2 separate regions of the Mus musculus genome follow, and region 2 is linked to region 1. A link is a loop called in an ENCODE intact Hi-C map of the cell type or tissue named here. Cell type or tissue: heart. All regions are shown on one strand. Links, peaks and the distances in the headings refer to the core of each region. The heading gives the core; the rest is flanking DNA. Region 1 overlaps Celf2 (CUGBP, Elav-like family member 2). Region 2 holds the start of Gm52546 (a long non-coding RNA gene).

Evidence for each region. A loop is a pair of places that touch in the nucleus more often than their neighbours do. Peaks named below come from ENCODE experiments on the same cell type or tissue, not always from the same donor. Only the 100,000 strongest peaks of a DNase experiment are listed, where the experiment ranks them.
Region 2: a loop joins it to region 1, with 2.1 times the contacts of the local background. A loop is called at or near these places in 6 of 42 quality-filtered maps.

What each region holds. Positions count from the first base shown.
Region 1 is chr2:6,537,301-6,542,676 of GRCm38, forward strand. It overlaps Celf2 (CUGBP, Elav-like family member 2), which reads right to left. Exons shown (of 14, transcript NM_001110228.1): 14 at 2,394-5,376. Among named protein-coding and RNA genes, the nearest start is that of Gm52546, 62 kb to the left of the region's middle. In heart, for the core only: no CTCF peak of the experiment used is centred there; a DNase peak (open chromatin) is centred at 2,981; H3K27ac peaks cover 810 bases.
Region 2 is chr2:6,476,298-6,481,673 of GRCm38, forward strand. It overlaps Gm13391 (a long non-coding RNA gene), which reads left to right. Exons shown (of 3, transcript XR_373980.2): 3 at 1,944-2,322. Gm52546 (a long non-coding RNA gene) reads right to left here and starts at 1,795. Exons shown (of 3, transcript XR_003953993.1): 1 at 866-1,795. In heart, for the core only: a CTCF peak has its summit at 2,817; DNase peaks (open chromatin) are centred at 1,824, 2,184, 2,844 and 3,524; H3K27ac peaks cover 2,153 bases.

The sequences.
Region 1 (5,376 bases), core at 67-5,066:
TCAACCCATTCCAGTCAGACCTCTTTCTCTATGAATTTCCTGGGTTATTTCCCATCTAACAAAGAATGCTTTGCTATCATCCCAGTCAAATCATTGGCCACATTCCTGCATCCATCCTGTCTGCCCTCTGACCCATCCTCTTTCCCTGCCTCCATGATCACCAGGCTCTGTATGAGGCACTGATACAGGGAGGATAAGAGCTGGTCCCTTCCCTTAGAGAGCATGCATCTTGCCGGGAGACAGGCACGCACATGTGCTCAGTACCTGGTGACTAGCAGATGCTGTGCTGTATTACCAAGTTTTACAGGGAGATGAAGGAGGCTCCACGTGTAGTGAAAAGCTGCTGTCAGTTACTCTGTGGCCAAGCAGTAACTTATGTGTGCTTTGACTAACAAAATTGGCTTTCTAAATGAAACATGACATGGTGCTCAGTAAAACAACAGAAACAGAGCATTTTTGGTTAATTAGGATGACATAGCGCGCACTCCACTCAGCTCTCTCTGTACTTCTGAGACCCACCTTTGCTCTCCCCAGCACGATCACACACAAACCTAGCCTGGTTGTTGCTAAAGATATCAATTTGCCTTGGAAAGGTCTAGAATCTGCAAGTCCCTGAGAGGCAGACCTACAGGTGACCTTGTCTTTTCCGTGTTGGCTACAAACTGGAAGAGCTGGGAGGAGCTTGGTGTGAGAATAATGTGTTAATTTGCTGTCTCAGGTCCTAAGCAGCCTGCTGGCTTCATGGGGACAGTTGTCACCTTTGGACAATTTCTTAGGAAGGGGAAATATCTGTTCTAGGACTTGGTAGTACAGTCTTTTCAGATGAAAAGACTGTAGATTCTAGCCAGCCATGACTGAGTTACCCATGAAACCCAGGGAGAGCCTTGAGAGGCTCTAGGCATGCCTGAGAGGACAGCAAGCAGAGTGCCAAGCTTTGACTGTGCTGCTATTTATTCATTCATTGAGTCTTACTGAACAGTTATGTTGAAATCCAACTGTTTTGAGTGTGCTCACATATACTAGGTAGTTTCACCTTGTTATGTTAATGGTGAAATTAAAACACACACAGGCTACAACAGTAATTAGTGAGAGAGCTGGCATTCAAACTGGGCTCTCCAGCAAATCCACACTTGGAGATCCTTATGTGGGACTTAAGCTAAGGTGACTCATTACAGGACACAGTGCCTGTGTGTGTTCTGTTTATAGACACACATTTTTGTCTTAAACATATCCCTCTGAAGCATCAAGGAGAAGCTGATACCAGGCTGGTTTAGTGACCATCAGTAAGGCTAAAGAAAATGTCATTGTTCCCCATGAAGCAGCTCCTGGCACTGATCAACTCAGAGACAACTGTTGCACCCTGAATTCCCAGGCCTGGAACACTCCAGACTCCGGGTTGCTGACCTACTGAGAGGGGAATGTGCTAGCTTGCATGTCTCTTGTGCTGCTGAGGCTTACAGCTCTCCTGCCTATGGCCTTGGACATGGTCTTAAAAGAATGGCCAGCTCTTAATGGCTGAGCCCAGATCCAGCACACCAATGTTTTCAATGTTACCTCTTTTAGACAGCACGGTGCCACCAAGGGGAGGTTATCAAGCCCCTCCCTTGATTTGACAACATGTACCTGACCCTGGCCTCTGACAACAAGCATTCAGTTTTGGGGTGTGTTACAGGTTTAGAAATTGGAAATTTGAGGTGGGAAGAGACAGAGAATGGAAGAAGAGTTTCTGTTCCCCATAAAGGGTAAGATCTGTTTCATAAAGGATTAGATAGATGCCTGTGCCATTGTGCAGGCAGATATTTAGTTTTTCTTAGACTCATATGCAAGAAAGTGAAACAAATTTAACTTAAAATGCTCCAAGGTGGAGAGATCCAATAGAAATGCCATTTTTTTCAAACTGCAAGCCTGTAGAAAAAGTCAAAATCCTCTCAAAGGGCCAAGCAGCAGGCCTTCCTGGAAAGCCTGCAAACTCAGGCCTGCTCCCTCTCGCAAGGAGTGACTTTGAAATCTTACCATCTCACCCAGAATGATCAAACGCTTGCTCTGCTGTTCCTCATTCTGTCGTCCAGAATAGAACTGCTCATGTCCTCCACAGAAAATGGCTTTAGTGTCACCTCATCTGACCCACACGCTGCCATTAGTGGCCTGCATCCCTCTATTGTCCCTTTCTTCAGAGCCCAAGGAGATTACACATTCAGAAGGCAGTGGGCTTTCTAGGCTAGGATGCAGATAGGTACTTTCTAGTGGTCTTGGGAGGTGAAAGGATTGTGTTTTTTTGTTTGTTTGTTTTGCTTTGTTGCACACAGCACTTGGCTAGAGTTTAGCCACAGCCACCAAAAAGACAGGTCTCCAGGCCCTTGCTAAAATGTACTCAGAAGAACTTCCCCCTTCACTTTTTTTGTTTCCAAAGTCCATTTATTGAATATTAATTCATAAAGACAATGCTATAATTTTAATGAAAAATATCCTATATCATTGAAGACTTAAATGAACAATACCCCTTAAAGACACTGCTTTGAGAAAGAATCACATTCACTTTGCACACAAATCCTTTCTTAAGCTTTATTTAAGAAATCGAGTACTATATAGTTCAATATATATAAGACACATCCAGTATTGTGTTCCTGATAGCAAGTGCATAGATTTTGTTAAGATACCATTTTCACTCGATAGAAACGGTTCATGGTCACATGAAGGTAATATCTCCAGTGAATTTGCCCAAGCATGAGAGGAAAAAAAAACAGAACACAGCAAAAATAGTGAACTACAACAGAATGAAAAACAAAACCAGTGAATTAGTAGAACAGTCGATTCCTGATAAGTGAATAAGCTGATTGTCTGGCCACAGTGTTTTATTCACTTATCAGGAACGATGCATGGTCCGCTTGTGTTCACTGCATTGCCTAGCCTGCTAGCTACGAGCCTGCAGATCACACCCCATTGCTTCGGCCTGGCAGGCATATGGCTTCCATCAGCCAGTGAATGCTGACAGTTGTCTGGCTTCTCATGGTGGCCTGTGCATGGGCAGACCTGCTCACAACCATGGTGGGAGTTACACAAAAAATAAACGCTGAGTGTGAATTTAAGCAGCGGCTGACTTTATAGTCACAAGTGCTTACAGGACCGAGCCTTTGTGTCTTCGGTAGAAAAGCCCAGTTTGTCTTTCAGTGCGCGAACATCATGCCCTGTGCTGAATGGTGGTCATATTAGGATTTCAAAAAGAAACACATCTTGGAACAAATTTTACCATCCTCTTTCCCAGGCCTTCCCTCCCTGATGCCGCCCATTCCTCCAGAAAAGAAAAAGAAACCACACTTTGGTCTTCCCTCACTAGTGAAGCAGTGGCCTTTCAGAGGCAACTGAGCAAGCAGGCCCCGCCCTGAGAAAGCCAGCACAGGTGTCACTAGGAATCAGCTTTTGTCAGAGTAGGAGCAGGGCTCGGAACCTCATGCCCAGTGAGAGGTTTGGCCTAGGGAAAGAGCCACCTTTCTTCTGTTTGGTAGGCCCATGGTTGTTGACCTGACTGAAGAAAGGGGCCTGAGGGGCCAGCTGAAACCAGAGGGTGGGCAGCCAGAGCTTTCGCTGACACCAGCTCAGGTGTCCTGGCACGGGCGAGAAGAGAAGGGAGCAGATAGCCATGGGAAATACTCTTTGAGGGCAGCCAGACTCCTGAGCAAGTAGACAGTAGAGCGGGGAGGGCTTGTCACAGCATGGGCAGTGGGGCAGTTCTTCTCTGATCAGGGGTTGGGTACAGTGAGAGCACATCTCCTTCCTATCCTGTGTCTACTGCGGTGGGGGGGGGGGAGGGGGAGGGGGGACGACAATGGACCTATGGCATTCTGAGCTCCCCTTTGTAAACAGACAGCAAGGACTTGAGCAGAATTCTCCCCACCTCCCTCATTGAATACCTGGAAGTCTTCCCACTTCTGTGAGTGGTAATAATTGAAGCTACTCCTGGATTAAATTGATGAGCGAATAGAAATGCACTTCTATACATACCCATTGATCAGTGCAGCACACACCTAAGCTTAATGGTTTTTAGCTGCCCGCTGTTGGCCAGCTGGCTTTATTTTACCTCTCCCTGAGGGTGTGCCTCTTTTATAAGGGCTTTCTAACCCTCTCTAACCCTGACTGTAGTCATGAGACTTCGTACCTGAAGGTAGATGAAGAAGCCCTGGGTCTACTGCTTCTGTCCCTCTTAAGGTTTATAGGAGAGACTTCACGGATGTTAGGAACTGTGGATAGGAGGGAGGGGAGAGGAAAGAACATGTGTGGTCAAAAGACCATAAAATGCCTTGCCAAGTGTAGCCCTCTAGGCGGTCCTAGAGGGATCAGAGGGAAAGGCGTATTGTCTTGGAAGCATCAGTCAGGGGTAGGCTGTGGATGAACCAGAGGTGGGATGTGTAGTTTCTTCGTGTCCCAAATCAGATATTCACTTAGGTGGAATCGACTGTATCTTTTTACACAACATAAAGAAAAGAACAGATACGTGCAACAGTGAGGTTGTGTAGATGTGTCACCAACACAGAATGATTACCAACAATACAACACGCAGAGAGAGAAACAAGTATTAGGAAAATGGTTTAATATTGGAGACAGAAGCAAAAAACCGCATCACACAATAACATACATTACAAAAATAAGTCTGACTGTTTCAACTACACGGTTATGTTCACAATGAGGACAGAAGGGTCAGAAAAAACTTCGATCTAAACAGCAAAAAAGCAAACTCCTAAAGTTTAACTAATACATTTATCCACTTAAAGTGACTGAGTACTTCTAAATCTAATTATCTTATTGTGTAACTGCACAGTACAGAATAAAGAGTGAAACTTACCGCTGTATTTTAAGACAAAATTCTAATGCTAGATATAAGCAAAGGGAAAAAAAGAAATCAAGCCAAAGTTTTTAATTCTTAAAGGAAAAGCAACTTTCTTCCTATCAACCAGAAATCAAACTTGAAATCAGTCATTGTCAGGGGGCCCACAAGAGTAAGCCACAAAAATTTCCATTTTTTTTTAATCTCCAGTATAAAAAATCCCACTGGTACAAAATGCGTAAGTACAATCAGTTGTAGAAATAGGAAAGCCTGCATTTTTGTTTTTTGGCTCAAATTCCATCAAACAACAAAATCCAAATGCATCAATAAAACAGAAACAATACTCAAATGGTCTTACAGTTTCCACTAGGTTGCATTAACTTTGGCTTTTCTCAGACAATATTTAAAAACTATTTTGTAGTTCTAAACAAAATGGTATTATTAATCTACAAACAACAATTCCCACAGCACAAAAACACAAATACATTTTTGTATGACATTATTCAAAAGGTAATGAAACTACATTTTTTTAAGTTTTATTTTCTTTTAATTAGCAC
Region 2 (5,376 bases), core at 59-5,058, 61 kb before region 1:
CCAACAACCCCAGTCCTGGGTATACATACATACATGCATACATACATACATATATACATGTGTGTGTGTGTGTGTATGTTTATAGAGAGAATAAAATAAAATAAATTGGGGTTTTGTTTGTTTGTTCCTGTATTTTGGGACAGGGTTTCTCTGTGTGGCCCTGGCTCTCCTGAAACTCATTCTGTAGACCAAATTGGTCTAAGTGTCAGAGATCCGTCTGTCTCTGCCTTCCAAATGTTGGGATTAAAGGTGTGGACCACCATGTGGTTTAAACCTACTATCTTGAAGAGATATTTGTCCTTCCATGACCAGTGCATTGTTGCTCAAGCCCATGAGAGGTGACTAGGTAATGGCAGTGCAGAACACACACACACTCCGGCCTAGTTAACCCTTAAAAAGACAGAAGCCTGGATGCTTTTGTCAACTCAGAAGAACCTGGAAATCAAGAGGCTAAGTGAGATGAGCGAGTCACAGAGGGGTAGATCCTGCTGTCCAAAGTATTTAAATAAACCCACAGAAGTGCATACTACAGCGTGGTTGCCTGGGGTTGAGGGTGAGAAGCAGGGGGTGGGGTGGGGTGGAGTCGGGAGTGTTACTCCCAGTTGGCCTGACTTTCAGTTGTGTGGCTAATAGTGTGGCAATTATGAGGAAGCCAGATGTGCTGTCACATGACTGAAATCCCAAGGCTTGGTGAGGTCGAGGCAAGATTTGGTTACCACCAAAGAAGAAAGAAAAAAAAGCAAAAACAACAACAACAAAAACAAAACCCCAAACAACAACAGTAAGCAAACAAACACACAAATGAAACAATAAACCCACAGAGGGTACACGGGAGTTTTGAGGTGATGGAGATGATGTCTGTTACCTTGGATTCAGTGAGATCGTCACGAACGAAGCAAACATGTCTGTAGTCATCTGTACATTAAGTGCTTGCATTTGGGGAGTTAACTGGTGGTAGCTTTGTGTGGCTCTAAACCCAGCCCTGGGGACCAGAGACAGCCAAACCTCCAGAGTGCTTGTCCAGCTAGCCTAGCTGAGTCCAGAGCCTCTTATCTGGTGAGAGACCCTGTGTGGAGTCGGTAAGAATGAGCACAATAGAAAAGACACATGGTGTCCTGCTCTGGTGAGCACACGTGCATTTATGGGTGCATGTCCATGCACAGTCATGTGCGTGCATCACACACACACTACACACAGAAATAAAGACATTAGTTATACCTCAGTAAAGCTTCTTCAAAAAGAAGTCTGTTTAATGCTTTGAAAAATATCTTTGTGATCTGTTTTCTTCATGTGCCTAGCATGTGAGGAGTTTCCTTCTGGCTCTGGAGATACTGAACTGGGGTTTGCATGTGCAAGGCAAGCAAGCGTTCCTCCACTGAGCCCCCTCCCTCCCTCCCAAGCCTTTCTTCATGATGCAGTGAGAGAGAGTGGGCTCCTCAGGAAGGCAGCACGGTGCCACACCAATCATATAAGATGAGCACATTCCTGTGTTAGAAAAGATGATGCCTGGCTGGCTCTACTGCGTCCCACTGCCTGTTGCCCTCTGTCCCCATCACCCTCTTCTTTTTGAGGATGAGAGAATATAATAAAGAAGGGAAGGTTCTAGTTGTCTCCTCTTGTCATCTCAGCCATGCCCAGGAGGAGCTGCGGAGAAAGTGTTGAAGTCTCTAGAATCACAGCCAACAAGTGCTAACTCACCCCTTTTCCTCTTTCCCTCCCTGTCACTATCTCCCCTGTGACCTGGGATTCACCTCTCTTGGGCCCAGAGAGCTGGAAGGAGTGACAGAAAGGCCATGAGGAGACCTGGTTTCTTGAACCATATGAATCAGTGCCCACCAAGTGTCCTGCAGAGACCCTGTTGCTGGCCCTGGCCCGGGCCCTGTGCCGGGTAAGCAATGCTTTCTAGTCTCTGTTGCTGGATCTTATCTCGTGATTCTCTACAGGGTCTGCAGCATCCCCAGCTTTTACAACAGATTCCATAATCTGTTTGGTGGAGTACTGGAAAATCCTACCGAAGACATGGAAGCTACCAGACCTTCTTCAAACGGGTGAAATCTCATAGCATCTTGGCTTATCTTGACAGCTGACATCTACTTTAAGTCGAAGTGTTTACTCATCAAGACGTCTTTGCCGACACGCACACTTGCCTGAAGACATCACGCACACATGCGTAAGCACTCACGTGGACCCGAGGGTTTGCAGCCTCACAGGAACAGTGCTCGTGGAGGAAGTCCTGTGTGACTCATTCTGTTTGTGTGCTTGGCTGATGTTTCCGGTTTCCATGTAATTTGCTCCTTTTGTATCAAGACAGAAGTAACGGTGTTTTGCCTCTTTTATTACTTATTGTAATCACTGTGGTATTCAGGATCATCTGCAAAACACCATTCAGCAGGAGGGTGGGCACATCGACAGCCTCTTCCCTGTCAGGGTGAAAGCAGAGGGTGTCACCCTTGTCAGATGTCTTGATGAGGCAGAAGGGACAGAAATGCTAGCAGGGCGAGGTCCCTGACCTGCTAATAGACAGGCCCGATTTCCTCTGAAGGGGAGCTCTTGTGTTTTCCCAGCTGGCAAGGCCCAGACTCTCTTCTGTCGATTATTATTTTGTTTCAAAGGCTGCTGGGCTGAGCTGTCCAAATATGGCAGCAGAAGATGGAGCAAGCCCCGTCAAACGTTCAGACTATGAGGCTCCACTCAGAGGTTAGATGTTCTTGGCTTTTTTTGTGGAAAGGTTTAACAGCTTCCTTCCTTCCCGTGCTCCCTCCTGGCCCTCCCAGGGGTTCATAACAGCTGCCAATGCCTCCGTGCTGCCACAGGGAGGACATCTGGTACGGGGCCATCCTGGGGCCTGGCTTTTTGCCATGAACACGTGACAAGAAAGATGGGGTGCTGGGGGCTGGAGCCTTGGCTCGGTTGGAGAAGTCCTAGAGTATAAGCATGTAAACAAAGCCGGGGGCAGACTCATGCGCTTGTTATCCCAGTACTGGGGAAGCAGGAGGAGGAGGCCGGTGCTCACTGTGCAGCCAGGCCGGGTAGCAAGCCCCAAGCAAGATAAAGACGACGCTGTTTCAAATGACAAGGTGGACGGCTCATGAGAGGCAACCCCTGAAAGTTTTCTTCTGGCTTCCATATGTATACACACACACACACACACACACACACACACACACACACACACACACACTCACATATGAAAACAGGAAGGAAGAAAGGAGGGAGGGAAGGAAGAAGGGAGGGAGGGGAGGAAGAGGAGAAGAGAGGAGAGAGCAAGGGAGATGGCTGCGCATGTTTAGGATACTAAATCTTAATCTGTAACCTCTTCAAAGAGATATTGCAAGTGGCTTCTTGTTCCTGAAATGACAAATGGCCCATTTAAAGCCCCCGGCTTTCTGCAGGTATGGAATGGGAGTGTGAGTGTCATAGGTGAGCGGCTCCTCTGCCCCTCCATTTCCTTCTCTGCTGTTTATGTCATGCTGATGGATGCCTCTGCTGCCTTTTGTCTTCTGAGCTGTGACTCTGTTGTGGGGAAGCAGGGGATTCCCAAGGAAAGCCAAGGCCACCAAGGCCAGCTGGTAAGCCGGGAGTTCTCACCTCTGCTTGTCTCCAGAAAGTGACAGGGCAGACCCACCTGTCTCCTAGAAGCAGATCCTCAGACAGCCTTCTCGCCAGGCAGGGGTGGGCATCTTTCAGGTATAAACTCAGAATATCATCACGGGTGATGTCAAACCCTGACTAGTGGTGTCTATTCAGCTCTGTGTGTACACGAGAGAAAGTGTGGCCTCACATTCCCAAGCCCCACAGGAGTAGATTTAGAATGTCAGTGCCTGGTCATGGCAATGGCTACTGTTTCTCTTTTCTTTTCTTTTCTTTTCTTTTCTTTTCTTTTCTTTTCTTTTCTTTTCTTTTCTTTTCCTTTCCTTTCCTTTCCTTTCCTTTCTTTTTTCTTTTCTTTTCTTTTTTTCTCTTTTCTTTTTTTCTCTTCTCTTTTCTTCCTTTTCTTTTTTTTACTGGATATTTTCTTTATTTACATTTCAAATATTTTCTTCTTTCCAGATCTCCCCTTTGGAAACTCCCTATCCTATGCCCCCTCCTTCTGCCTCTATAAAGGTGCTCCCCCACCTACCCACTCCTGCCTTCCTGCCCTGGCATTCCCAAGGGCCTCTCCTCCTACTGATGTCCGACAAGTCCATCCTCTGTGAACTCTTCAGAGAGGCTGTGAACTGGCTAGTTTGTGTCAACTTGACACAGACTAGAGTTATCACAGAGAAAGGAGCTTCAGTTGGGGAAATGCCTCCATGAGATCCAGCTGTAAGGCATTTTCTCAGTTAGTGATCAAGGGGGGAAGGCCCCTTGTGGGTGGGACCATCTCTGGGCTGGTAGTCTTGGTTCTATAAGGGAGCAGGCTGAGCAAGCCAGGGGAAGCAAGCCAGTAAGTAACATCCCTCCATGGCCTCTGCATCAGCTCCTGCTTCCTGACCTGTTTGAGTCCCAGTCCTGACTTCCTTGGTGATGAACAGCAATGTGGAAGTGTAAACTGAATAAACCCTTCCCTCCCCAACTTGCTTCTTGGTCATGATGTTTGTGCAGGACTAGAAACCCTGACTAAGACACTCTGCCACATATGAAGCTGGAGCCATGGGTCCCTCCATTGTAGTCTTTGGTTGGTGGTCAAGTCCTCATGATCTCTGGGGGTGTCTGGCCTGTTTACATTGTTGATACCCCCATGGGGCTGCAAACCCCCTCAGCTCCTTTAGTCTCTTCTCCAATTCTCCATCGGGGACCCCACACTCAGTTGAATGGTTGGCTGCAAGCTTCCGCCTTTGTATTTGTCAGGCTCTGGTGGAGTCTCTCCGGAGACGTGGCTAGTGTTTCTAAAAGGCTTTGTATTGCCTCGAAGAATGCTCCAAATAGATTATTTCATTGAAATCATCCCTTTAGTGCAAGGTGTCTCCCATGTGGTTCTGGGTGCAGCAGTAGACACAAGACAGCCACACAACAGGCTACTATTTAACCTAGAAAAAAGAAGACTCTAATACTTGGCCATCATGTGGATGATCCTTGAAGATAGGATGCCAAGAGAAATAAACGCATTACAAAAAGACAAACACTGGAATTTCACTCACAGGAGATCCCCGGAGTGTGGAGTGGCAGCCAAGGTCTGGGGAAGGAGGCTATAGGAAGCCATTGATTAGTAGAGGCAGAGGTTTCCTTTTACAAGGGCCCTGGGAGGGATGCTGATGTTGGCTATGTGGATGCATGCTCGCTGCCCTTCAGCACACACTTTAAGGTAGCCAGGATGGAACAGTGTGCATACTTGTATTTTAGCATTATTTAAAAGATGATGCCTGATGGCGTCCTGTTGTGAAGGCAAGGGAGGGG